Linked DNA regions of Homo sapiens: all the other regions are linked to region 4. A link is a loop called in an ENCODE intact Hi-C map of the cell type or tissue named here. Cell type or tissue: PC-3. All regions are shown on one strand.

Region 1 (5,000 bases), 210 kb before region 4:
TAGTAGGAGAGGCTTTAAGGTGGTAATTAGATCTTTTCTCCACCTGCAAGAATCTTAGTTTCTTCATGTTAAATCAATTAAGTGTGGCAATGTCATGGGTGTTATAAAACAAAACAAAATCCTTACATCAAGAATGCACCCTGGCGTGTTATGGATGTGGGTGAAATGAAATGTCTGGAATTTGCTTTAAAATATCCTAAAATAGCAAGAAGGAAAAGAAAAGTGGGAACTGGAATGAGATTGGCGAAATGTTGACAAGTTCTTGCAGTGGGATGATGGGTGCATGGGGGTTCATCGTGCAATTCTCTCCCTGCTTTTTGTGCGTATGGGAAATTTCCATAATGAAAAGTTAGAGGTCGGGCACGGTGGCTCATGCCTGTAATCTCAGCATTTTGGGAGGCTGAGGTGGGTAGATTGCTTGAACCTAGGAGTTCAAGACCATCCTGGACAACATGGTGAAACCCCATCTCTACTAAAAATGCAAAAATTAGGCATGGTGACAACATGCCTGTAGTCATGTTGAGGTAAGAGTTTGAGATATGAGAATCACTTGAACCCAGGAGGCGGAGGTTGCAGTGAGTGGAGATCGCAGCATTTCACTCCAGCCTGGGTGACAGAGTGAGACTTGGTCTCAAAAAAATTTTCAATTTTCTTTTTTTTTTGAGATAGGGTCTTGCTTTTTTGCCCAGGCTGGAGTGTAGTGGGGTGATCTTGGCTCACTGCAAGCTCCACCTCCCGAGTTCACTCCATTCTTCTGCCTCAGCCTCCAGAGTAGCTGGGACTATAGGCACCCAGCACCATATCCGGCTAATTGTTTGTATTTTTAGTAGAGATGGGGTTTCACCGTGTTAGCCAGGATGGTCTCAATCTCCTGACCTCGTGATCTGCCCACCTTGGCCTCCCAAAGTGCTAGGATTACGGGCATGAGCAATCGTGCCCGGCCTTAATTTTGTTTAATTTTTTTCTTTTTTGAGACAAGATCTGTAGCCCAGGCTGGAGTGCAGTGGTGCAATCCCGGCTCACTGCAGCCTCTACCTCCTGGGTTCAAGCGATCCTCCCACCTCAGCCTCCCGAGTAGCTGAGACCACAGGCGTGTATCATCACACCTGGCTAATTTTTTTCCCTTTTTCTAGAGGCAAGGTCTTGCTATTTTGCCCAGGCTGGTCTTGAACTCCTGAGTTCAAGCAATTTTCCCGTCTCAGCCTGGGAGTAATCCCAAAGTGCTGGGATTACAGGTGTGATTCACTCTATCCAGCCTCAACTGTTTTTCATGACTCCACTTTTTCTCCCCTCTTGGAAATGAGTAGTCTTTGAGGGAATGTCATTTTGTCTCAATCTCTGGTTTCTTTGCTCAGTGCAGCTGTGTTTGGGGCTTTGTTGATCTCCAGGCCTTTTTCAGCAGCGTTGTCCCTGGAGAGCAGGATGGGAGCTGATGGCTTCTCAGCATCTTTTAACCTCAGTTTAAAGATGACTATCAACAACATCTAGTCAGCATCTGTTGCTCTCGGCAGCTGGGACTTCATTTCCTTTCTCTTTCTCCACCTCTCTAACCTCTTTAAGACTCTGGCTTTGTCAGGGGTACAGCATCACCTGTGTGGCCCTTAGGCTCTCTTACTTACATGTGATCTGCGTATTATGTCTTTACTTCAGGGCTTCTCAGCCAGGGGGTGATTTTGCCCCCCAGAGAACATGTGGCCATGTCTGGAGACAATTTTGGTGGTTGCGGCTGGAGGAGGTGGTGCTACTGGCAGCTAATGGGTAGAGGCCAGGGATGCTACTAAACATCCTACAATGCCCCGGACAACTCCCACTAAGACAAAAGAATGATCCAGCCCCAAATGTCAATAGTGCTGAAAGTGAGAGACCCTGATTCCATCTTAGAGATCATCCAAGCACACTTGGCCAAATTGTTTTTGCTACTGTCCCATGAAGAAAAGGCAGACTCATGACTGATGGCAACATCGATGGGAGTTTTGCTTACCTCTTCTTTGTGGACTTTGGGATACGATGACTTACCGTTTGTGCAAGTTGTGCATTACATACCTCCAGGGGGCGCCACCCACATATTTATGAAAATGCCACCCCAGGAATTGCACAGTACATAGTCTACGTGGCAATAAGCAGTTGCTCTGGTTTTGGGGTTGCCCTGGGGTGCTCTGGAACTGGGAGGAATTTTATCTCTGGCCATTAGAGGCCCTGAGCGTGACATTGAGTATCCTTTCAAGAAAGGAGAAATGTTGAACAGAGAGGACCTCATTTTTATAACTCTTGACCATCATCTAGTTACGGAGCGTCCACTTTTCTCCCCTGGGCCATATCCATTTGACGGATGAAAAATCATCAAATTATAATATCATGGCTTATACTTTTGATAGATTCTGCCCGGAACATGGCGGTAAGAGCTTCTCATTTTCAATTGATTCATTGGGGGAGAGAATATACACAGCTGTCCTAAGACTTTCAATGACACACCATTTGCTTGATGGGATTTCTTTAGTTTCTGTAGCATAACTTATTCTAACTGGTCCTCAATCACTTTGCAATAAAACCTGAGATTGTGAAGATGTTCATTGTCATTACCAGTGATGGAGCAGTAAGTACAGAGTTCTGGAGAGAGAAGGAATTGAGAGAGTTAAACTAGCAGAATGAGCCGCTCACCCTCAGAATTGCTTTTAATCTTGGTGAGAACTGAGGGGAATTTTGACAGGGTTCAGGGAGACTGCGGGGAGTGGGGCTGGGAGGTGGCTGTTTGCACGTGTGGTCAGCAAATCCAGTGAGGGGTTCATGTACTGTGGGCAGCCCCGCAGATGGAGTTGGGATTGCCCTGGACTGAGTACTGTGTCATCAGTACTCAAGACATCGAGGCCCAGGCTGGTGCAGGAGATACATTGCACTGTGTCAGCCTTTCTTCTATCGCTGCTCTCCAATGACAGTCCCCGATTTTCCACTGAGGAGTCACTAGTCCCCCATGGCATGTGTGCCACTGGCTATTCCCCACCCTGATCTGGAGCTGGGGCATGTGGTCCCAGCCTGGATGCCAGTGTCCTTCCACCACCCTGGCCACAGTGATTGGGTCTGAGAAGCAGATTAGCCAAAGGAGAGACAATCTTGGAAATTTCATGTTCATGCTTAAGAAAGTAAAATGGAAAGCGGGGGGAGGGTGAGGGGTCATTCTGATGATATAGTTTTAGGACCTGGATGTAGCCACACCTGTAGCTGTCAACTCTGTGCTATAGTACTGCTTTTTTTTTTTTCCTTCCAATTTAAATACTTTCTAAAGGCAAGATCTTGCTATGTTGCTTAGGCTGGTTTTGAAAATTCCCTTTCGTGGGGATGCTTTCTCTGCTTCACTTCCTTTCTATGACAGCTCAGGGAATCAGAAGACAAGGGAGATGCCTTTTTTTTTTTTTTTTTTTTTTTGAGACAGGGCTTGCTCTATTGCCCAGGCTGGAGTGCAGGGTTGCAATCACAGCTCGCCACAGCCTTGATCTTCTGGACTCAAGCGACCCTCCTGCTTCAGCCTCCTGAGTAGCTGGGACTGTAGGTGGCTACCACCAAGCCCAGCTAATTAATTTTTTTTTTTTAGAAATGAGGTCTCACTATGTCACCCAGACTGGCCTCAAACTCCTGGGCTCAAGTGATCGTCCTACCTTAGCTTCCCAAACTTACAGGTGTGAGCCCCCACACCAGTCAACGCTGTGGTCTTATGCACCTGGTGTCCCCTACGCCCTGAGCAATGATCCTCCTGCTTCAACCTCCCAAAGTGCTGGGATAACAGATGTGAAGCAGCATGTGTGGTCCACATAGTATTCTTACGGGTTAAATTGAGTCCTCCTCAAAACATGTTGAAATCCTAAATTCCAGCAGCTCAGAATGTGACCTTATTTAGAAATAGAGTTATTGCGGACCGGGCGTGGTGGCTCATGCCTGTAATCCCAACACTTTGGGAGGTCGAGGCGGGTGGATCACCTGAGTTCAGGAGTTTGAGACCAGCCTGACCAACATGGAGAAACCCCATCTCTACGAAAAATTCAAAATTAGCTGGGTGTGGTGGCCCATACCTGTAATCCCAACTACTCGGGAGGCTGAGGCAGGAGAATCGCTTGAACCCAGGAGGCGGAGGTTGCATTGAGCTGAGACCGCGCTATTGCACTCCAGCCTGGGCAACAAGAGTGAAAGTCCCTCTCAAAAAAAAGAAAGAAAGAAAGAAATAAGGTTATTGCAGATGCTGTTGATTAGGATGAAGTCATCCTGGAGTAGGGAGGGCCTAAGTCAATGACTGGTGTCCTTATAAAAGAGGAGAGGACACACCGAGTCACAGAGACACAGGGAAGAAGGCCATGGATTGGACAGAAGATTGGACTGATGCGTATGCAAACCAAGGAACACTGAAGACTGCCAGGAAACCACAGAAAGCTAGGAAGAGGCAAGGCAGGAATCCCTGACAAGTACAGGAGGGAACGTGGCCCTGCTGGCACTTCCATTTCAGACTGCTGGCCACCAGAGCCACAAGACAATCAATTTCTCTGGTTTCAAGTCACCCAGCTTTTGGTACTTGGTTGTGGCAGCCCTAGGGAATGAATATAAGTACTTTCTTTCTTTTTTCTTTTTTTGAGACGGAGTCTCGATCTGTTGCCCAGGCTGGAGTGCAGTGGCGGGATCTCCGCTCACTGCAATCTCTGCCTCCTGGGTTCACGCCATTCTCGTGCCTCAGCCTCCCAAGTAGCTTGGACTACAGGCACCCGCCACCATGCCCAGCTAATTTTTTGTATTTTTAATAGAGAAGAGATTTCACCCTGTTAGCCAGGATGGTCTCCATCTCCTGACCTCGTGATCCGCCTGCCTCAGCCTCCCAAAGTGCTGGGATTACAGGCATGAGCCACCACACCCGGCCGAATATAAGTACGTTTAAATTAACTCTCCTCTTCTCTCCATCTTCTTCTAAATCATCATTTTTGCCTAAGCAACAGCTAGGGTCTAATACAGATGTGACGACTCAC
Region 2 (5,000 bases), 160 kb before region 4:
CTAGGTCAAGGTAAAGCATAGTCATCCATGCCTTGTAAAATCTCCCTTAGAGATTCAGATGAGTCAGAGTTGAGAACCATTGATTCACGATTTAAAATATCTCAAAATTGGGCAAAGGATATGAATAGAGTAGAAATTGCACTTAAAAAAAGAAAAAGACTGTTGTTATCTGGCTAAGATGGTTGGATTCTGGGGGCATTCTTTTCTCTATCATTTCTATTATTTGAATTATGATAAAGTTTGGGTTTTCTTGTTGTTATTTTGGGGGATTTTTGAGACAGGGTCTCACTCCTGTTTCCCAGGCTGGAGTAGCTGGGAATACAGTCACATACCACCAAGCTTGGCTTTTCTTTTTTTCTTTTAATTTTTAGTAGAGATGGGGTTTCGCCATGTTGCCCAGGCTGGGCTTATTAATCCAGGGCAGATTACTCATGGGCTTAAGAAATCCACCTGCCTTGGCCTCCCAAAGTGCTGGGATTATAGGCATGGGCCACCATGCCCAGTCTACGATAACGTTTGAGCAATGCATTTAACTATGTACTTTTCTGTGGGTTTTTATTCATTTTGTTTTTAGGAAGAAGTGTCTGTTTAGTGGTAGGGGCAAGCTTGGGAGCTATGAGGGGGGAAAACAAAACATGGTCCCTATAGCACCCTCTGGATTCTCCTTATCCAGGAGAGGATGAGAGGAGCTAGGGTAGCATAGCAAGACCTCATCTCTACATTGAACCTCTTCCATTCGAAAGGGTCCCAACACCAAAAGCAATTTCAATAAAAGCAAGATTTGATACATGGGACCTAATTAAAGAGCTCTGCACAGCAAAAGAAACTATCAACAGAGTAAACAGACAATCTACAGAATGGGAGAAAATATTGGCAAACTAGGCATCCCACAAAGGTCTAATATCCAGAATGTATAATGAGCTCAAACAAATCAATGAGCAAAAAACAGCCCCATTAAGAAATAGGCAAATAACATGAACAGATAACTTTTCAAAAGAAGACCTTCATGTGGCCAATAAGCATATGAACAAATGCTCAACATCACTAATCATTAGGGAAATGCAAATCAAAACTACAATGAGATACCATCTCACACCAGTCACAATGGCTATTACTGTTAGTATTATTATTATTATTATTTAGACAAAGTCTCACTCTGTCACCCAGGATGGAGTGCAGTGGTGCTATCTTGGCTCACTGCAACCTCCACCTCCCGGGTTCAAGTAGTTCTCATCCCTTAGCCTCCTAAATAGCTGGGACTACAGGTGTGCGCCACCACACCTGGCTAATTTTTGTATTTTTAGTAGAGACGGGGTTTTGCCATGTTGGCCAGGCTGGTCTCCAACTACTGACCTCAAGTGACCTGCCTACCTCAGCCTCCCAAGGTGCTGGGATAACAGACTTGTGCCCTGATGCCCAGCCACAATGGCTATTAGTAAAAAGCCAAAAAACAACAGATGCTGATGCGGCTACACAGAAAACGGAACGCTTATACATTGTTGGTGGGAAGGTAAATTAGTTCAGCCACTGTGGAAAGCAGTTTGGTGATTTCTCAAAGAACTTATATCAGAATTGCCACCTGACCCAGCAATCTCATTATTGGGTATATAACCAAAGGAATATAAATCATTCCACCATAAAGACATATGCACACCTATGTTCATTGCAGCACTATTTGCAATAGCAAAGACATGGAATCCACCTAAATGTCCATCAGTGATAGACTGTATAAAGATAATGTGGTACATGTTTACAGTGGAATACTATGCAGCCACAAAAATAATGAGCTATGTCCTTTGTAGCAACATGGATCAACATGGATGCAGCTGGAGGCCATTATCCTAAGCAAACTAACAGACAGGAACAGAAAACCAAATACCCCACGTTCTCATTTATAAGTGGAAGTTAAATGTTGAGTACATATAGATACAAAGAGGGGAACTATAGACATCGGGGCCTACTTGAGGATGGAGGGTGAGAGGAAGTTGAGAATTGAAAAACTACCTATCAGGTACTATGCTCATTACCCGGGTGATGAAATAATTTGTACACCAACCACCCCTCCATTGCAACATGCAATTTACCTATTTAACAAACCTGCACATGTGCCCCTGAACCTAAAATAAAAGTTTAGAAAATAAAATAAAGTAGTTGTGAAACTCTTTAAAAGAAAAAAAGGGTCCCCAAGCACAGCTCAGCATCCCTTTGTTTCCTGATGGGAGGTGGGCAGTGGGGATATGAACTTTCCGGGGTGACTGAGGCTCTTCAGTGAAGCAGGGTGCTATGAGATCTGGAGGAGAGAGGCTATATAGGAACAGCCAGGGTGCAGCAGACAACACTCCAATGCTCGGTTGTCTTCAGCTTTCCCTCTGACCTCCTCCCCTCACACCTCCTGCCACCCACCCCACCTCCCCCACAACCCATCTTCCCCGCCACCTCCAAGTCCACTTGTAACTGGCATATGAATGTAGACTGGGCAGTACCTCATTTCTGAAAGGGCTTGCTGCTTCCAGGAAGATTTCACCTAAGGCAAAATCTTACTAGATTTGCAAGCAAAGAGCAAACAACCCCATTAAAAATTGGGCAAAGAACATGAACAGTCACTTCAAAAACAGACATTGGTGCAGCCAACAAGCTTGTAAAAAAATGTTCAACATTACTAACCATTAGAGATACGAAAATCAAAACCACAATGAGATATCATCTCATACCAGTCAAAAGAAAACATGCGGGGAGAAAGGGAATCAGGTGGCAGAAATAAAGGGAAGTATTAAACCTACATCTATGAGCCAGAGAGAAAAAAAAAGACTGAATTTTAATAAAAAAAAAAATGTTCTTACTAGGTTCTTCATTTCACAGGGTAGGAGAAAGAACCTCATCTCTGACTATTTGGAGTTTTCCCAGTTTGCTATTATCCAAGAGAAGATGCTTTTGGATTTTTTTGTATTTCTTTTAGGGATGTAATCACTACTTGTTATTATCCTCCTCTACATTTCATTTCTCCCTCCTCCTTTTGATTGTAAACTCTGACTTTTCAGATCAACTCAAACACTCCCTGGCTGAGTTGTTACCACATAAATACCTGTTGAATTACTAAGTGATTAGTTGAAGTGGAAAATGTAAGAATCGTAGAGTGTTCTGCTTTTACTATAAAAGATTTGATGAAGCTTTTCTTGTGGTTCCTAGGAAAATACATTCTTTTTTTTTGAAGCTTCCACCTCTCTCACAGCTGATGTCCCAGCTTATAAGATTGGAAACTGAGTTGAGATATGAGTCTCCAACTAGGCCGTGAGGTCCTACTGGCCCCTTCAAGCCATGTTAACAATGCCAGGTTAGGAGACTAGAATATTGAGGTCTAGTCCCAGATGCATATAGTAGTATATTACTATACTGTATATTAAGGCTTCACCTGAATGCCTCTTTTGGAAGTTAATAAGAGACCACAGGGAATTTTTAATTACTTTAATTGAGCTTTTTAGAATGTGGAATTTATTCCATTCCAGTTTCAAAAAGACTCTAGTGTCAGTATCCCAATCTTCCCCCACACCAATTACCTATTTCCACTCTGTAACTGATACATTACCAAAGTTTATTATGCAGAATTAACATGACCTAGCTGCAAGGTCCACAGCCAGAAAACAGACATGTCGAAGAGTATTAGTTAAAATGAGAGCTTTTACATAACAATAATCAAATCGGTATGTAGTTATGAATGAGTATCTTTTTTAATGTCAAAAAATTGAGCAGACTCATAAGACAATCGTTGTGCATTAAGTTACCCATTGAGAAAAAATAATTGATTACTTTTTTCCTTTTTTTTGAGACAGGGTCTTGCTCTGTCACCCAGGGTGGAGTGCGGTGGCATGATCTCAGCTCACTGCAGCCTTGACATCCCAGGCTCAGGCGATCCTCCCACCTCAGCTTCCCCAGTAGCTGGGACTACAGGCCTGTGCCACCACGCCCAGCTAATTTTTTGTATTTTTTGTAGAGACAGGGTTTTGTCATATTGCCCAGGCTGGTCTTGAACTCCTGGGCTCAAGCAATCTTCCTGCCTCAGTCTTTCAAAGTGCTGGGATTCCAGATGTGAGCCACCAAACCAGGTGAATAACTCATTTTTAATTTAATGAATTTATTTAAAATTTAGTAAAGATTTTGAAACTTGTTTTCTTCAGCATAAGAAGTATCTACATATATCTTAAAATGTAATTATTCACATATGTTCATGATGTGTCTGACAGGCAAGGAAGGCACGGCCATTTATGTCTCTATAAATCCTCTAAGAACACAAGAAATCCTCTAAGAACACAAATGACTCTGGAGGTGACAAGGCCCATTGGAGATTTTTAGGTGGAGTGGAATGATGACATTGATTTTTTGAAAAGCTAACCTTGACAGCTGTAGGGAGAACCAACTGCAGTTGGGAACTCAGCAGCCCAGAGGTCAATTAGGAAGCAGAGGGGAATGCCGGCTGCGCTGGGATGCAGAGACGCCTCTGTGGTGACTTGGAGACCAACGGAAATTACAATGAGGGAGAGAGAAAATCCAAAGTGTTCTTAAGGGGTGGATTAAAGGAGAAAGCATGATAAGAAATAAGAAATATCAGAGAAGGAGGTGTTGAAATAGGGACAATTGAAGGGTAGAAAAGGGGTTGAAAGGAGGGACAAGTAATATGAATTTAGTTTAATACCTACTAAGGCAGAAGTACCTGAGCTACATCCAGTGGGTAGTTGGATGTCAGTCTAAAACCAAGGAGATCTGAGTTAGAGGTTTAGAAGATAATGAAATATAGTCGTTATAACAACAGCTTCAAAGTCAAATAGACAATGGGTTCAATCAAAGTTCTGCCACGGGATTAGACAAAATTTGGGGTCTTACTGAGCATACACTTCTTCATTTTAGAATGAAGATGGTAATTCTCAGAAGAGTATTTGGTATGAATTGGGTGAGACAAGGCAGGTACAAAAGTTAGCAAAGTGCCTGGCACAAGTACTATGCTAACT
Region 3 (5,000 bases), 55 kb before region 4:
CACTCTATCTACTACAGCCTTTCTGGGTGTCTGCCAGGACAGTCAGCTTCATGGTGCTCCCTTGGCTATGGCTGTCTCTACTCAGCTTCATCAATTTTAAGAAAACTTCCAGAAATGTATTGCAATCTCTTGTCTACCAATTATTCCCTCATTCTTTTTATTGTGCTGTTTTTGTTTTTTTTCTTTATATACTTTATTTTTATTATTTATATAATTTTATTTTTGTTTTTATTCTTTATATATTTTATTTTTGTTCTTATTCTTTATATAATTTTATTCCTAAGCATGTGTTTCATCAGCCATCTTGAATCAGAATTCTTTAGATAATTTAATGTTAATTTTTATCTGTAACTGGTTATTCATTATTTATGAACGCATACTTTTTTTTCTTTTTTGGTGTATCTGATAATCCTTCAGCTTTTCAACATTCCATATTGTCATAATATGGTATCACTACGGATCATATTGGATTCTCACCCTTGGTACTTTTTGTCATATTATTATTCATTGGGCCATTTAGTCAACATATATAATTCTTTCATGTGCATTGTCTTCTTTAGCTTCACCTCATAGATATTAAGTTTGCTAAGCCCAACGTCAAGTACATTATTTATTCCTTTCTTTTACCTAAAGTAAATATATACCCAGAAGAATAAGCAGTCCAACACATTACGTGCTACCTCTTCTTCCCCGAGCCATGGATGATTAGGTCAGGTATCTGCTCCAAATGGGCAGCCAATCTGTTGGTTTATCAGAGACCTCTGATTGGTATGGCTTGACTAGAACAGATGATCTGCATTAATCAGATTCCCTCCATCATTATTTTAAACTATAAAATACAGAGATTGTTACGAGTCAGGGTTGGACACTGGAGTGGCAAAGTCAGCTTAGTGGTGGAGGAAGCCATTTGCAAGCTGATGAGTAAGCAAATGAAATTGATTTTTAGAGAGATGAAAGTGGTATAGTTGTGGAAAAAGAAGCTGAGATTAAGTGAGAGACAATTAATATTGGTTCTAAACAGCTTTCTACTTTGTATGAGGCCCAGTTTCACACAGTTCTGTGATATATCTGTAACACTGAAATTAATCATCTTTTCTAAGCTAGTTTGAGTGAGTTTCTAATTCTTTCCAACCAATAAAAAAACCTTTCAACTTTTAATTTTATGATTTTAATTTCCTGTTTTTGTTTTTCAAAAGGGAAAGAATTCTTTATTAACAAAACTGTGCATAAAAATTAACATCTATACTAATTATTCCACAGTTTTTGGTTTTTTTTTTTTTTGAGACAGTCTTGCTCTCTCACCGAGGCTGGAGTGCAGTGGCACAATCTTGGCTCACTGCAACCTCCACTTCCCGGATTCAAGTGCTTTTCCTGCCTCAGCCTCCCTGAGTAGCTGGGATTACAGGTGCATGCCACCACACCCAGCTAACTTTTGTATTTTTAGGAGAGACAAGGTTTCACCATGTTGGCCAGGCTGGTCTCAAACTCCTGACCTCAGGTGATCCACCCACCTCTTTCTCCCAAAGTGCTAGGATTACAGGTGTGAGCCACCACACCTGGCCCATTCCACAAATTAAAGTGTCAAAGAATTAGAATTTTTTACAAATCCTCTGATAGAATATGGAGTCTTCTTCACTAATCCTTGACTGTTTTTACTGAGTTTAATCCCATCACTAAAGTAAAAGTTTATTTTGGGGAAATTTGTTTCAAGAATCAAGGATCAGGCACAATTTTCCATTGCAAGCTCGCCTGTCAGAGTTGCTACAAAAAATGGATTAGGGAAATGCCATGCGTCCTCCGTTTCCTTCATTTATCCTTCTTCTTCTTTCTCCAGAAGCAACAGGAGAAAGACCCAATGCCTTCAATGTGTTTCTGTAGTTGCTATTGTGAAATTATGACCTTTATATGCATTTTGGCCTTTGAAGCTAGAATTTCTTCTTGTTTTTACATCAGATCAATCAGATATATTATAGGTTTTTAAAAGAATATATAGAATTATAAAAATATCCAACCAGGATAAAATTATTTAAACACACTTAAACAAATCTTAATTTTGAAAGAGGGTTACACAATAATTTTACAAAAGTCCTCCAAAGTGAGTTCCCAAATGTAGGGACCATGTCTTTTAATTCCTTTGTATGTTCCCTCCAAAATGAAAAAACAAAAAAAGATTCAGAGTTATGCAACTTTCAGCTGTCCAATAAATGTGGTTGAATCGAATCACTTCAATTACCAGAAGAAAATTATATTAAACTTCCGTGCCAAGTTTCAATTTGAAAATACTTTTAAAGCAATGTTTGGAAATGACATTAAAATTTTTGAGTTGCAAAAGTCGGCAATTAAGAAAAGTGCTCCAAAATAAGCACGTCTCATCTCCTGTGAATAAGCAGTTTACTTTGGCAATGGCAGCAGCTTGTCTTGGGTGGATTCATAATATCCCACTCCATAGCTGTTAACTTCCAAACCAGTGAGAGATTTATTTTTTATTCAACTATCTAACTGATTGCTAAAGCTAAAACAAATGTGTTTTCATAACAACAATTTTTTCCACTTTAAAATAGTTTATGTTCATAAAAGAAATTTTTGAAAAGTATGACAAAGTTGGAAAAAGAAATTATCTAGAGTTTTATTCTCCAGCTAGATCCACTTTTAATATATTCTTTTTATTATTTCCTTATTGCAGTCCAAAAAATACACGAATTGCTTTTTTCATAAGATAATCTAATCTGCATGAAATGTTGAGTAACTGATTATCTAAATTACAATGTACCACTTGTTCGTGGATTCTCCCAGACTTACTTCTGTGTTCTAGATTACAGTTGCCCTGCTGAGGGAAACGCTTTGGCCTCAACCACAGGATGTTCAAGTATATATATGTTGAGGAAAGAGAGGGAAGCATCCAAAAACAGTGCTTCTCAAATTTTTCTGCACTTAGTAATCATCTGGCAATCTTGTTAAAATGCAGAGTTGGCATTTTAACCTAGAGTGTAGGATAATTGATGGAAATTTTTGCCTTAATACATCTATCTACCATTAAGCAATTACCCCAACTCTAACCCATTTCTGGGAATACATAAGAGTATTTTTCATACCTGGAAAGTTTCCCATAGTCTGAGGGTGGAGTAGGATTTATTTATTGCAATGCAAGTGAAAGTGTTGAGCAACTATGGTGAGTCCCTCTGCACAGGAAACCTTCCAAGGTTCGCAAAATACTTGTTCATTTCTTCTCCCTTGGTAGTAATACATATCATCTCTGGGCACGTAGCTTCCTAGAATAAAGTTGGCATTTCCCAGCTTCCTTTGAAGCTGGATGTGGCCATGTTACCAAGTTGCTGCCAATGGGATCTAAGCAGAAGCATGTGTACAAGCCATGTTTTAGGATGGCAATTATATTTAATTAAGATATTTTGTTTGTCCAATTCAGGTTAAGTTACAACCCAAGAGCAGTCAGCTAAAATTTCAGTTGAAAGTTTGCACTCCAGAGGTGGCATTAATGTTCTAATTAAAAAGCCTATATCATAGAAGTGATTGTTTCTGTCATTCATATCTGGGTCTTTGCTAACATTCTCAGTGAATTTCAGAAATGGGCTTTTAAGGGTGAATAAAATTAACAATCTACTAATGAATGCTAGATAGGAATTGTCATTGGCTAAATTAATGATATTTAAGGTATAAGGTTAGTGAAAATATTTTAGAGACACTCTCCACCTTTGCAGGAGTAGAATAAAAGAATCCAGTGTGACCTGTGGCCTATGGTTTGTACCTTTAGGAAAAATGCCCGTGGCTTAATCTCTAAATGATCCTGGGTTCGGTATTTGGTTTTAAGGGCTTTTTAGCTCCCTGATGCTGACTACACAGATAAGAGATTCCTGCTTCTGGAACGTTGTCATAACTGCCTTGGTTCAATTTTTCATGTCAGGTGAGATTAGAGATTGGAGGAAGGAGAGCCAAGGCTACCTTCAACTGAAAGAAAAGACTAAACTATTCTTATGCTTTCTTATAATTAAATGTTTTGTTATAAATGATTGCTTTTGTGGCAGAATTTGTTCTGTGACTTGCTTTCCATACAGCCTGATAGCAAGGTTGAAGAAGCAGCTGATACTTTCATCTCAAATCTAGTATATTCTGCCAAAGACACCCTAAGAGTTGTATGGGACCAAATGGGCTTGTGTCAGTCCACAGTACAGAACAATGGGGTAGAAAAAGATAGGTCTCCTAAAATGCTCTGGACTGCTCTCCTCCAGACAGGTTGTTGTGTCCATGTTGTGTCCAAATTGAAAAATAAATTTCCAATGTGTGCCAACCTTTATCATCCTATGTTTTCTGTTATTCATAGCAGAACCTATCTGATAGTCCTGTTGGCCCCAGTCACCATCACAGGGAAAACTTCCCATGGAAAACTTTCATGATTTAACCTCCCCCTTCCTCAAGCTTGTCTTGTCCTCCTCTTTAGTTTAGGGTTCTCTCTTGCCCCTCCCTCCCTCTACTTTTCAGATACTCTACATTCCCCTTCAATGTTTCCAATCAGAAATATCTACTCTCCCAGGGAAGGATCTTCTGTAACATTGCTGCCTTGGTGGGGACTTAATCACTTACCATTACTATTTCAAAGAAAAGAGTTTTGTTGTTGTTGTTGTTGTTGTTGTTATTGTTGTTGTTCGTCTTTTTGAGATGGAGTCTAGCTTCGTCACCCAGGCTGGAGTGCAGTGGCGCCATCTCAGCTCACTGCAACCTCCGCCTCCCGGGTTCAAGCGATTTTTCTGCCTCAGCCACCTGAGTAGCTGGGATTACAGATGCCCGCCACCACACAGGCTAATTTTTGTATTTTTATTAGAGACAGTGTTTCACCATGTTGGTCAGGCGGTCTCAAACTCCTGACCTCAAGTGATCCACCTGCCTCAGCCTCCCAAAGTGCTGGGATTACAGACATGAGCCACCACGCCTGGCCATCAAAGAAAAAAGTTTCTAATCCTAATTATTTTTCCAATGACAGATATATC
Region 4 (5,000 bases):
GCTCAGGAATTCAAGACCAGCCCGGGCAACATAGTGAGAACTCATCTCTAGTTAAAAAAGAAAAAAAAAAAGTAGCTATACCATTTGCATTCCAACAACAAATGAAAATTTCTTCATTCTTTTTCCTTTCTGCTCCTCAGCCTCAGTAATTTCAGTGGTCTTATCTTCAAGTTCACTGACTCTTCTGCTTGCTCAGTTCTGTTGCTGAAGCCACTTAGATTTTTTTATTTTTATTTTTCAGCTTCAGAATTTCTGTTTGGTTCCTTTTCATAACTACTATCTCTTTGTTGATATTCTCATCTTGTTCATACATCATTTTCCTGGCTTCCTTTAGTTCACTGTCAATGTTTTCATTTCCATGTTTAGCATTTTGAGCATATTTAAGACAATTGTTTTAAAGTTTTTGTTTAGTAATTCCAATGTCTGGACTTCCTCAGGGACAGTTTCTATCCATTTATTTTGTTCCTTTGAATGAGCCATACTTTCTTGTTTCTTTGTATGCTTTGTGATTTTTGTGTGTGAGCTTGAAAAGTGGACATTTGGCTCCTATGATGTGGTAACTAGAAATTAGATTTTCTTCACTTTCCTAGGGGGGTTTGCTGTTTTCTGGTTCTTGAAGGCTGTAGCAGTCAGTTTATTTGATGCCTGTCTCAAACTATTATTTCAAAGACTGTATTCCTTGTCAATATGGTCATGGAAGACTCTGTCCCTTAGCCTGTGTTCAGCTAGTGTTTTGGCAGATTTCCTCGAATGCCAGAAGCTCTCACAGTCTTTGCAAAGTGGCTCTAAGCCAGGGCTCTACTTCAATTCTTAGTTAGCCTTGCACTGTGCTAAGGGATCAGCCCAAAATGAAAGCTTAGGGTTTTCTCAGGTGTTTTCTAAGCAAGTGTTTTGCCCTGGGCATGTGCATGGCTTTCTAAATTCCCACGTATATATGGTTGCTTTTGAATATTTTAATTTCCCAAAGAAACTCTCTCCAGATTTTGCCTTAGGCAGTCTATTGCATGTTTCAACTGTAATCTCTGCCTCCAGGTGTCTAGGGTTATTACTTCAGTTTGCTGTGTTTTCCAGCTTTTTCTGCCCTAGGTTCTGAGTTAGCAAAACAGAGGAGAGGATCTTGCATCAATCCTTCAGGTAGCCCCTTGTATTAGTCTGCTTGGGCTACTGTAACAAAATACCACAAACTGAATAGCTTAAACAACATAAATTTATTTTTCACACTTTTGGAGGCTAGCAAGTCCAAGATCCACATTCTGGCTGACTTGGTTTCTGCTGAGGGCTTTTTTTTTTCTGGTTTATAGATGATAGGCTTCTCTCTGTGTCCTTACATAATGGGGAGAGAGAACTCTTCCTCTTCTTGGAAGGGCACCAGGTCTATTGGATAAAAGGCCCTACCTTTATCCCCTCATTTTACCTTTATTACCTCTGTAAAACCCCAAAAGGATAGGGTTGGGGGGCTTTCCAAACACATAGAGGTTCCCAGAGGTTTGTATGCCTGGAGACAGCATGGAAGCTACATGCCATTTCTTCCATACCTTACATTATACATCTCTTCTATCTGGCTATTCATCTGTATCCATTATAATAAGTGAGTAAACATAGGTAAAGTATTTGCCCAAGTTCTGTGAGCCATTTCAGCAAAATGGGAATTTGTGGAAAAAGGTCGAGGAAGGAGATGCTTCTCTATGGAGGATGAATAGAAACAAGAAAAGGTATCTACTATAGGTCCACCTTTAGATTTAGAAATACAACTTGAAATAAGAAAAAAAAAATGCCACATTATGCAGCTACACAATTTGTAAGTCAATTAGTTCTTTTCAATAACAGATGCAACATATACATTTATAAATAATTTACTCCTTTGGGATTTCAAACTAAAGAAACTTCAACTATTTCACTTACAACAAATGTTTCTGCTTCTGTTTCTCATCAATTGAGAAAACAATTAAGGAACACTCCTGATTCTTATTCCAGGGAACTAGAGGAACAAAGAGTAACCCCAGGGATTCTAGCCTCGTAAGCTGAGAATATTTTTCTAGATGACACAAGTTCCTCAGTGCACACGTGACAGTCTCTGCTTTCAAGCTAATATGCTGTGAGTCACACTGAGTCCTCTTCCCTCGAGGTTAAATGTATTTCCTAGACTTTTTTTCTTTATTTCTTCCTCTGCTCTATTCTCCATCTTAACCCTATTCCTCTGTCAGTCAATTCAGAAAACAACACCAGCCATTCCAATTGTCTCAAAATCTTGGTAAATTTTGTAAAGATGTAGCTACAAGGAATAAAAACTGTTTAGAAAATGTTCTCTTAGGTTATACAGGGTGGCATTGTCAGGTATTTTCAATAGGAGACGAGAAGCTCTGTCTAAAAGCACAATGTTGCCAGAAGGATTTCCCTGATCTTTGTTTCCTGGTGTCCATTTTTCACTTACTCCCTAATTTAACATAGGAAATGAGGTGCAAGAAGCTCTGTCCCTTTCTTCCCCCTAGAGTTCTTCTTTTTCTTACTCAGGGATCATCCACAACAACAAACAGTCTGATATCTAATTAGGCCAGTAGTTTCAACTGATTTGGGCTCACAGCTGAATAGCTGAAAGCAAGAAAAAACCATACAATTAAATTAGGGACCTTGTATTTAAGGCCATTCATCCACTACATAATCAGGACTTGAGTCTCACACTAAGGCTCTGTCTTACTCATTCTAACATATTTACCTCTCAGGTTAGTCATGCCACAAAAATGTGCATTGTTAATAATTGCCTCATCTCTACCTTTGATGTTCCAGTATATAAAGCCTTCCCCTGTGTGCCCTAAGTTCTGCCCTCTGAAAGAGAAAGACATGTTTTCTGCCATTTATTTTCTTGCTATTGGGTGCAATTTTGCTCTAGGATGAACTCATAAACTCAAATAACCGGTTATATATATGTTTGTTATTAAGTTTGTTTAAGTACCTCTGTCACAACAAAGAGGAGCAGATATACTCAGCCACAGTTACAAATTAATTCATGAAAAAGAAAAAGGAGCCAGTGATAATTATGCATTCTTTTAAAAGAGTAATAAATTTTCAACAGGCTCATAAAATGAGACCTGACATATAAGCTACCATTCTGCCATACTCTTAAATCCAAACTGCTTGCTATGAATGATGCTACTATTTTATACAGTACACAGTAAAATCAGTAAATAAGTTGTCACTTCCTGAAAGGTCTCCATGGTATTCATGTAAAATACTTAATGCTTAATTGCTTAAACATCAGGTAGACCTCATCAGCCTAATTTAATTAAAAGAATGCTAATGCTTTATATGTAAAGCATATTTACATATAATCTCATTGACTGCCTTTTGGGGTACATTGGGATAATTTTCCCCAGTTAGTGGATAGGGAAATTGAGATTCAGAAGGGTTAGGTGACTTACTACAGGTCATCCAGCTAATCAGTGATAAAACTGGGGGCACTGAAAGATAAGTACCTGGATTGGGCTTACCAAAGTGGTGGCTACAAAAAGGCTGGAGCTGTGTTTAAAAGTTTACAGGAGAGCCATCCATTTTTAGTTGACTTTTTTAGGAAATGATCCAGTTTGAAAAGGAGCAAGAATGCAGGAATTCTGCAACAGAGGGCTTTGAGAGAATTTAGATCTGTAGATTCTGATCTTTGGATAGATTACATCAAAGCAGAATTGAACCGCCCCCTTGGTAGACCTGAGAAATGTAGACAGACCTGTTGGCGAGCCATGAAAATGTTGCAGAGAGAGTCATCAGAGGCATCTGTAGCTAAACATGCTATGCATCAGACTGGTCATTTGTGAAGAGAAATAATACAGCCAACTTTGTGAAATAGTATTGCAAGCCCTCTGGGCAAATTTGTATTATGAGTCAATCTGTAATTTGCTTGGAGATGGCAGACAAGATGGCTGTCTGGTTTCAAGACATGGTTTAATTTTGTGTTAACTCATTAATTTTTAAAAAATTAAAAAAAATTGATTGAGGAAAAACAACTGGGGGCAGAATTCAAGTTTCAAGGATTCCGTTGTTCTATTCACCATGTTACTTCCACAACTGGCAAAGTTTAGCTCTCAGTAAGATTCACACTACATCTCTCTATAAGAGATCAAAAAACCCTTAGATAATACAGGTGTCAGGGAGCAAAGATAATCCTAACATTGTATGCTACCTACTAAAGTGAAAAAGATATACTTCATTCAATTATTTATTCATTCAAACAACAAATAATTGAACACCTGCATGTGTGCCAGGCATTGTGCTAGGCTCTATTATATCCAGCTGTATGAGTTACCTATTGTTGTATAACAAACTATCCCAAAACTTAGTGGCTTAAAACAACAATCATTTAAACATTTAGTATCTCACTGTTTCTGTGGCCTAGGAATTCAGGAGCACCTTAGCTGAATGGTTCTGTCTCAGGGTCTCTTTCTAGGTTACAGTCAAGATGTTGACCATGATGCATGCAATCATTTGAAGGCCTGAAGGGTTGGAGGATCTGCTTCCAAGCTCACTCACATGGCTCTTGTCAGAAGGCCTCAATACCTCACCGGTTGTTGGCTAGAAGCCTTAATTACTCACCATGTGAGCCTCCTTATAAGTTGCCTGAGTGACCTTATGACTCTGACATAACAGCTACCTGGCCCCAACAAGTAATCCTAGAGAAAGAATAAAAAGTCTGGCATGTTTTATAGTCTCCCCTCAGAAGTCACATTACATCATTTCCACTACATTCTATTCATGAGAACAAGTCATTTAATACAGTCCAAACTCAAGGTGAGGGGAATGAAGTTTGACCCTTTGAAGGAAGAAGTATCAAATAATTTGTGAACATATTTTAATACTACCATATGAGTTAATAAAATTTAATACACGAAATTTAACTTAATTATTATAAACTGGTGTTAATATATTTGTAAAATGTAGGTATTTAAAGGGAAACTAAGTCTATTAAAGAAGACAATGTTTTAATGTTGTTGCTAGCTTGTTTGCATTTTCTG
Region 5 (5,000 bases), 61 kb before region 4:
GATTAAAGGCAGGACCCACCTCACCCTCAGATCTCACCCAGTAAGAAATCACATTTGCATTAGGCCCTCAAAGGTGGGCAAGTCTTCCTAGGTAGAGACAGGGAATGAGCATTCTAGAAAAAAAGGAATGGCAGAATGGCACAAAAGCAAAAGCACAGAGGTTTGAAAAAGTAAGGAGCATTTGGAAAATGACTAAATTAGCCAAAGAATAAGATTGGTAGAAGAAAGTAGGAAAAAAGTTTCAAAACTTATCTAAAGAATTTGTTCCTTATTCATTGGGCAACAAGGAGCTAGTGAAGTGTTATGTTCTATTTTGTTTGAAGTGGAAAACAACATGATCAGATCTATACTCTGAGAAGATCAATATACAGGAGATAGTGGAGGAAGAAGAGCCTAGAGGTTGGGTAGGGTAGCATACAAGGAGAACATAGGACCCTTTGTGATCCGCCCCAAACTGTCACTGAATACTCCCATTTTTCTAAGAGATAGTTTAATTATTTTTTCTGTCTCTTCTCTTTTTCCTTTTTCCAACTTCCTACTTAGCTCTTTAGAAATGCAATTATAGCCTTTACCACCTCTTCAGCAGATATTCCTCACAGGGCAAATTCATCTAACTGTGTGCTTAGAAGCTCCAGAATGGAACTCTTACCCACCAGGAGGTTGCCCCGAGAGATAACAGTCAATTTACAATCCAAAGTATGCCCGCTAGAGTTTTTGGCCACCATTACAACTCATTTCTGCCCATGAAGACACCAGCTTGACAGCCTGATAGATAAGGCACCAAGCTAGCACAAAACCCCTCACCTGCTTGTGTCCTCCTTTGCCTTTTAAAAGTGCCCACTTTCTGCTCCAAAGGTGAAGCAGTATACTTAAGGACGGAAGCCTGTACTTCTTCCCCTAAGCTAGTTTTGGAATAAAAAGGCACTTTCTTTATACCAGACCTTGTTCTTATTAATTGGACTCTGCAAGCGGCGAATGATTGAACCTGCACTTCGGTTGCATGACTACCAACCCATCTCTTCAGCCTCATCCCTCACCCAACCCCACCCAGCTGCAAGCCAGTCATCCAATCACTTGCCGTTCCTTGAACAAACCAAGCCCTGCTGGCTTTGCACAAGGGCTCATCCCTGCAGAAGACCCTTCCTCTGCTCCTTCATTACGCTTAAGCTGGAAGAGAGACAACTTCCTTCCCTCCAGCACGCCAGAGAGCTTTTCCATAACATGAAGCAAAGCCTGCAGGTGCAAAACTTGTCTTTAGGATTCTTAGGACCAAAGAGTGAATATATAAACCACATAAGGAAACACAAGCTACAGTTAGCTTTTTTCCTTAAATTGTGTGAAAACTGTGAAGGAAAACAAATCTGCTACTAATTTTTAACATATTAATTCACAAACAATAAAATTGCATATTGTAGTTACTCCTGAGCCTCTCATCACTTTGAGTAGTCTAACCAGGATCTCTGTAACCACAGAAACATGTAGCTGTTTCTATAATTAAAAAACACCAGAGGTCACCTCAAAAGACAACCCCAGACCCAATTTTATTTTGGTGCACAACATGCTATGCCTCCCCCTTTCCACACTAACAATCAGAAAGATTCTCCTTGGTTATTGCCAAGAAATTAGAAATGAGATATTGCATCATTTGAGTTATTTTTACAGACTCAAGTTGTTCAGTGCATGAAGAAAATGTATAAGAACAGAAGAGAATTATCTCGATGTTTTCTAAGATTCAAAAGGAAACAGGAAAACTCAGGTAATCCACAATCTTTCAGGCCATCTACACAATACACACCATTAAGCATTGTTAAGTGCAGTCTTCTACAAAAGCAAATATTAGCCCAAGTAACACACATGCACGGCAGTGGCAAAGGAGAAGAACAAATATTTGTAGTGAGGTTTCAATGCCAGAACCAGCCCAGAGAAAGAGGAAGAATGGAAGCCAGCTAATGCCTTTTGCCCTGCCGGGAATGCCTGTTTTTCCTAGGTCCTCCATCCAGCTTATTACTAGTCGTCTTTCAGAATACATCTGTCGTAGGTCATCTCTTATGAGAAACCACACTGGACCCTGCCTAGTTTGAGGAGGGCTCTGCTGGAGTACCAGGGCACTCCATGTGTTACACTAAGCACAGCCGTTGCTACTGTGAAGTGACTGAAGATTTCCTGGTTAGCTCCCATTCTGACTTGGAGTATCTTCAGGATAGGCACTGTATCTTGTTCCTCCCTCAGTCTCCCATGCCTAGCAAGTTCTTCCCACATTAGGGCCCAGCAAATTTGAATGTCTGCCTCAGGTTCCTTTTAAAGCTTTTGGCCTCTTAAGCTGGTCCTGCAAGATCTTAAAAGAATATAGCGTGATCTGCTCATTAAGTACTACAGTCAGGACTTGAAGGCATCTTCTATCTCTGAAGTCCATGGTTCCCCGCCATAATAATATCACTATTTTCTTTACACTGTTTTAAAAGACAATGACACAATCTAGATTGCAAATAATAAAATATAGGATTACTTTCAAAAACTTAGAAAATACAGATAAACAGAAAGAAAAAAATCACTCAGAATCCCATCTCTAACTACAATCACTATTAACATCACAGTACACACCCTTCAAGATCTTTCCTCACATTAAGTCATTACATATAGACATGTCCAGGTTGGGACCGGGCTTATGTGCAGGAATTGTTCTTTACAGGGTCAGTGCCATGACTGCAGTATTGCTCAAAAGAGACTATTCCTTGTTCCAGCTAAAAAATTTCAAAAATTTGTGGGTTTTTTCTTTGTTTTACCCCTCACCAATTGCTTTAAACAGGACATGACTTTTCATTTTGTACCATGTATTCCGTACCTTTCTTATATCCTAAAGTTTTTCAAGCTCTCGATGATAAACCAGGCCAATCCACCTCAGTCTTCACCCAAACAGCTCCCATCTGGAGTCCTCAATCCTCCTGCTCCAATGTAGGCTATTGCTCTTCCTGCTGCTGCCAGCAAATGTCCTGAGGCCTCAACGCCCTGCTCTCCTGGGTTGGAGCGACTGCTCCAGCGTCCCCTACCTTTCTCTTTCTTAAATTATTCTGTCATTGCTGAAATCCATCCTCAAGGAACATTTTTTAAAAGGGTATATTGGAGATAAAATTTCTAATACTTAAATATTTGAAATGCCTTTTTCCTCCTATTGATTGTTTGGTTGGCCAAACAATAGCATAGCATAGCAACCTGTATTTTAAATTACTATATAAATTACTATTTAAAACAATAGCATCGCAACCTGTATTTTAAATTATTTTTCCCAGAACTTTGAAAGCGTTGCTCCATATTTTTCTTAGCATTTCATGATGCTGATAAGAAGTGTGATGCTGGTAATTAAGTCTTCTGTTCCCCTCTCTCTCATCTCAGGTTTTAGAGTGAGTTGGGTTTATGTGTGTAATTGCTAGATAAAAGGGAATGTGTATATTTCACTGTAGTGGGCCGAATAATGCGCCTCCTCCTCACACCCCTCAAAGATGTCCATGTCCTAATTCCCAGCACCTGTGAGTTTGCTATCTTACACAGCAAAAGAGATTTGACCGGCATAATTAAGGTTACCGACCTTGAGATGGCGAGATTAGTTTGGATTGCCTGAGTGCACTCAATTTAATCACACAAATCCTTGAAAGTAGACAACTTTCCTGTCTGGATCAAACTTGAAACAGAAGGAGGAGATTTGAATCGTGAGAGGGACTGGAGCTGTCACTGCCGGCTTTGAAGAGAAAAGACTATAACCATGAGCCAAAAGTACAGGCAGTTTCTAAATGATAGAATTGCCCTCAGCTGATAGTCAGCAGGACCACAGGCAATTTGGATTTACATATTATCTGCAAGCAACTGAATTCTGCTAGCAACCAGAATAAGCTGGAAACGGATTCTAGAGCCTAGAAACCCTAGATCCTAGGACTAGATCATAGAGTTTCCAGAAAAGAACACAGTCCTGATGACCCTTTGATTTTAATCCAGTGAGACTCGTACCAGACTTCTCACCTACAGATCTTAAATTAATAAATTTGTGTGTGTCTTTAAATATGTGTTGTTTGAAGCCACCATGTTCGTGGTAATTTGTTACAGCAGCAATAGAAAACCACTTTTTAAAATAAATGCTGCCAAAATTTCATCCCCCAAAGCTAAATTTATTTATACTTATACCAACAGGTGATGAGAAAACTCTTCCTCAAAACCTTCACTGACAAGGGATATTTTCAATATCTTGATTTTTCCAAGCTGATCCTGAGAAATATTTCACTTTTGTTTTCATTTGCAGGCCAGGCCTCTAATTTTTTTAACAAGGTTGAGCATCCTTTATATATTTGTTTAACACATTCTGTTTTATTTGGAATTACACCATTTTGTAAAAGTCCTATCCTGGCTAACAAGGTGAAACCCCGTCTCTACTAAAAATACAAAAAATTAGCCGGGCGCGGTGGCGGGCGCCTGTAGTCCCAGCTACTGGGGAGGCTGAGGCAGGAGAATGCCGTGAACCCGGGAAGCGGAGCTTGCAGTGAGCCGAGATTGCGCCACTGCAGTCCGCAGTCCGGCCTGGGCGACAGAGGGAGACTCCGTCTCAAAAAAAAAAAAAAAAAGTCCTTAGATTTCTAAAATTTCAAACTATTAATAGTTATACTATGACTATGCATATAAAAATATGTCCTGTTTGGTATTTGTTAAACACTTTTAATTTAATGATTTATATCTCCCACACTGGAAATTATTTTGCATAGTAAACACTGTGGCAGAATCTGCTAGCTGCCTAGCTGAATATCAACACTCCCCTCCTTAATAAGCACATCTTGATCTTTTTAACATCATATTGCTGCCCAGAATAAAGGACTACATTTCCCAACTTTCCTTGCAGCTAGGTTTGGCCAGTGAGATATAAACGGAATTAATGAAAAGCTTCTTAAAGTTAGCTCCCACAGCTTAGAAGGGCCTTTCCCCACGTCACCCTGACTTCGCTTCTTTTTCTCGTCTGGATT

What was found. A loop is a pair of places that touch in the nucleus more often than their neighbours do. Peaks named below come from ENCODE experiments on the same cell type or tissue, not always from the same donor. Only the 100,000 strongest peaks of a DNase experiment are listed, where the experiment ranks them.
Region 1: a loop joins it to region 4, with 9 times the contacts of the local background. A loop is called at or near these places in 7 of 110 quality-filtered maps.
Region 2: a loop joins it to region 4, with 7 times the contacts of the local background. A loop is called at or near these places in 2 of 110 quality-filtered maps.
Region 3: a loop joins it to region 4, with 8 times the contacts of the local background. A loop is called at or near these places in 5 of 110 quality-filtered maps.
Region 5: it touches region 4 in a loop (4-fold over the local background); 40 of 110 quality-filtered maps call a loop at or near these places.

The regions. Positions count from the first base shown.
Region 1 is chr7:6,963,192-6,968,191 of GRCh38, forward strand. All of the region lies in intron 2 of LOC107986763 (a long non-coding RNA gene), which reads right to left. Among named protein-coding and RNA genes, the nearest start is that of MIR3683, 100 kb to the right of the region's middle. RefSeq lists an enhancer at 1-44. In PC-3, a CTCF peak has its summit at 2,038 (motif pointing right); a DNase peak (open chromatin) is centred at 2,013.
Region 2 is chr7:7,015,424-7,020,423 of GRCh38, forward strand. All of the region lies in intron 1 of LOC105375138 (a long non-coding RNA gene), which reads left to right. Among named protein-coding and RNA genes, the nearest start is that of MIR3683, 49 kb to the right of the region's middle. In PC-3, no CTCF peak of the experiment used is centred here; DNase peaks (open chromatin) are centred at 2,568 and 3,048; H3K4me3 peaks cover 1,403 bases; H3K27ac peaks cover 3,276 bases.
Region 3 is chr7:7,120,001-7,125,000 of GRCh38, forward strand. No RefSeq gene overlaps it. Among named protein-coding and RNA genes, the nearest start is that of MIR3683, 55 kb to the left of the region's middle. In PC-3, no CTCF peak of the experiment used is centred here; no DNase peak of the experiment used is centred here; H3K27ac peaks cover 836 bases.
Region 4 is chr7:7,174,528-7,179,527 of GRCh38, forward strand. It overlaps a transcript of C1GALT1 not described here. Among named protein-coding and RNA genes, the nearest start is that of C1GALT1, 5.5 kb to the right of the region's middle. In PC-3, no CTCF peak of the experiment used is centred here; DNase peaks (open chromatin) are centred at 2,064, 2,764, 3,774 and 4,574; H3K4me3 peaks cover 1,446 bases; H3K27ac peaks cover 3,022 bases.
Region 5 is chr7:7,113,115-7,118,114 of GRCh38, forward strand. No RefSeq gene overlaps it. Among named protein-coding and RNA genes, the nearest start is that of MIR3683, 49 kb to the left of the region's middle. In PC-3, no CTCF peak of the experiment used is centred here; no DNase peak of the experiment used is centred here; H3K27ac peaks cover 834 bases.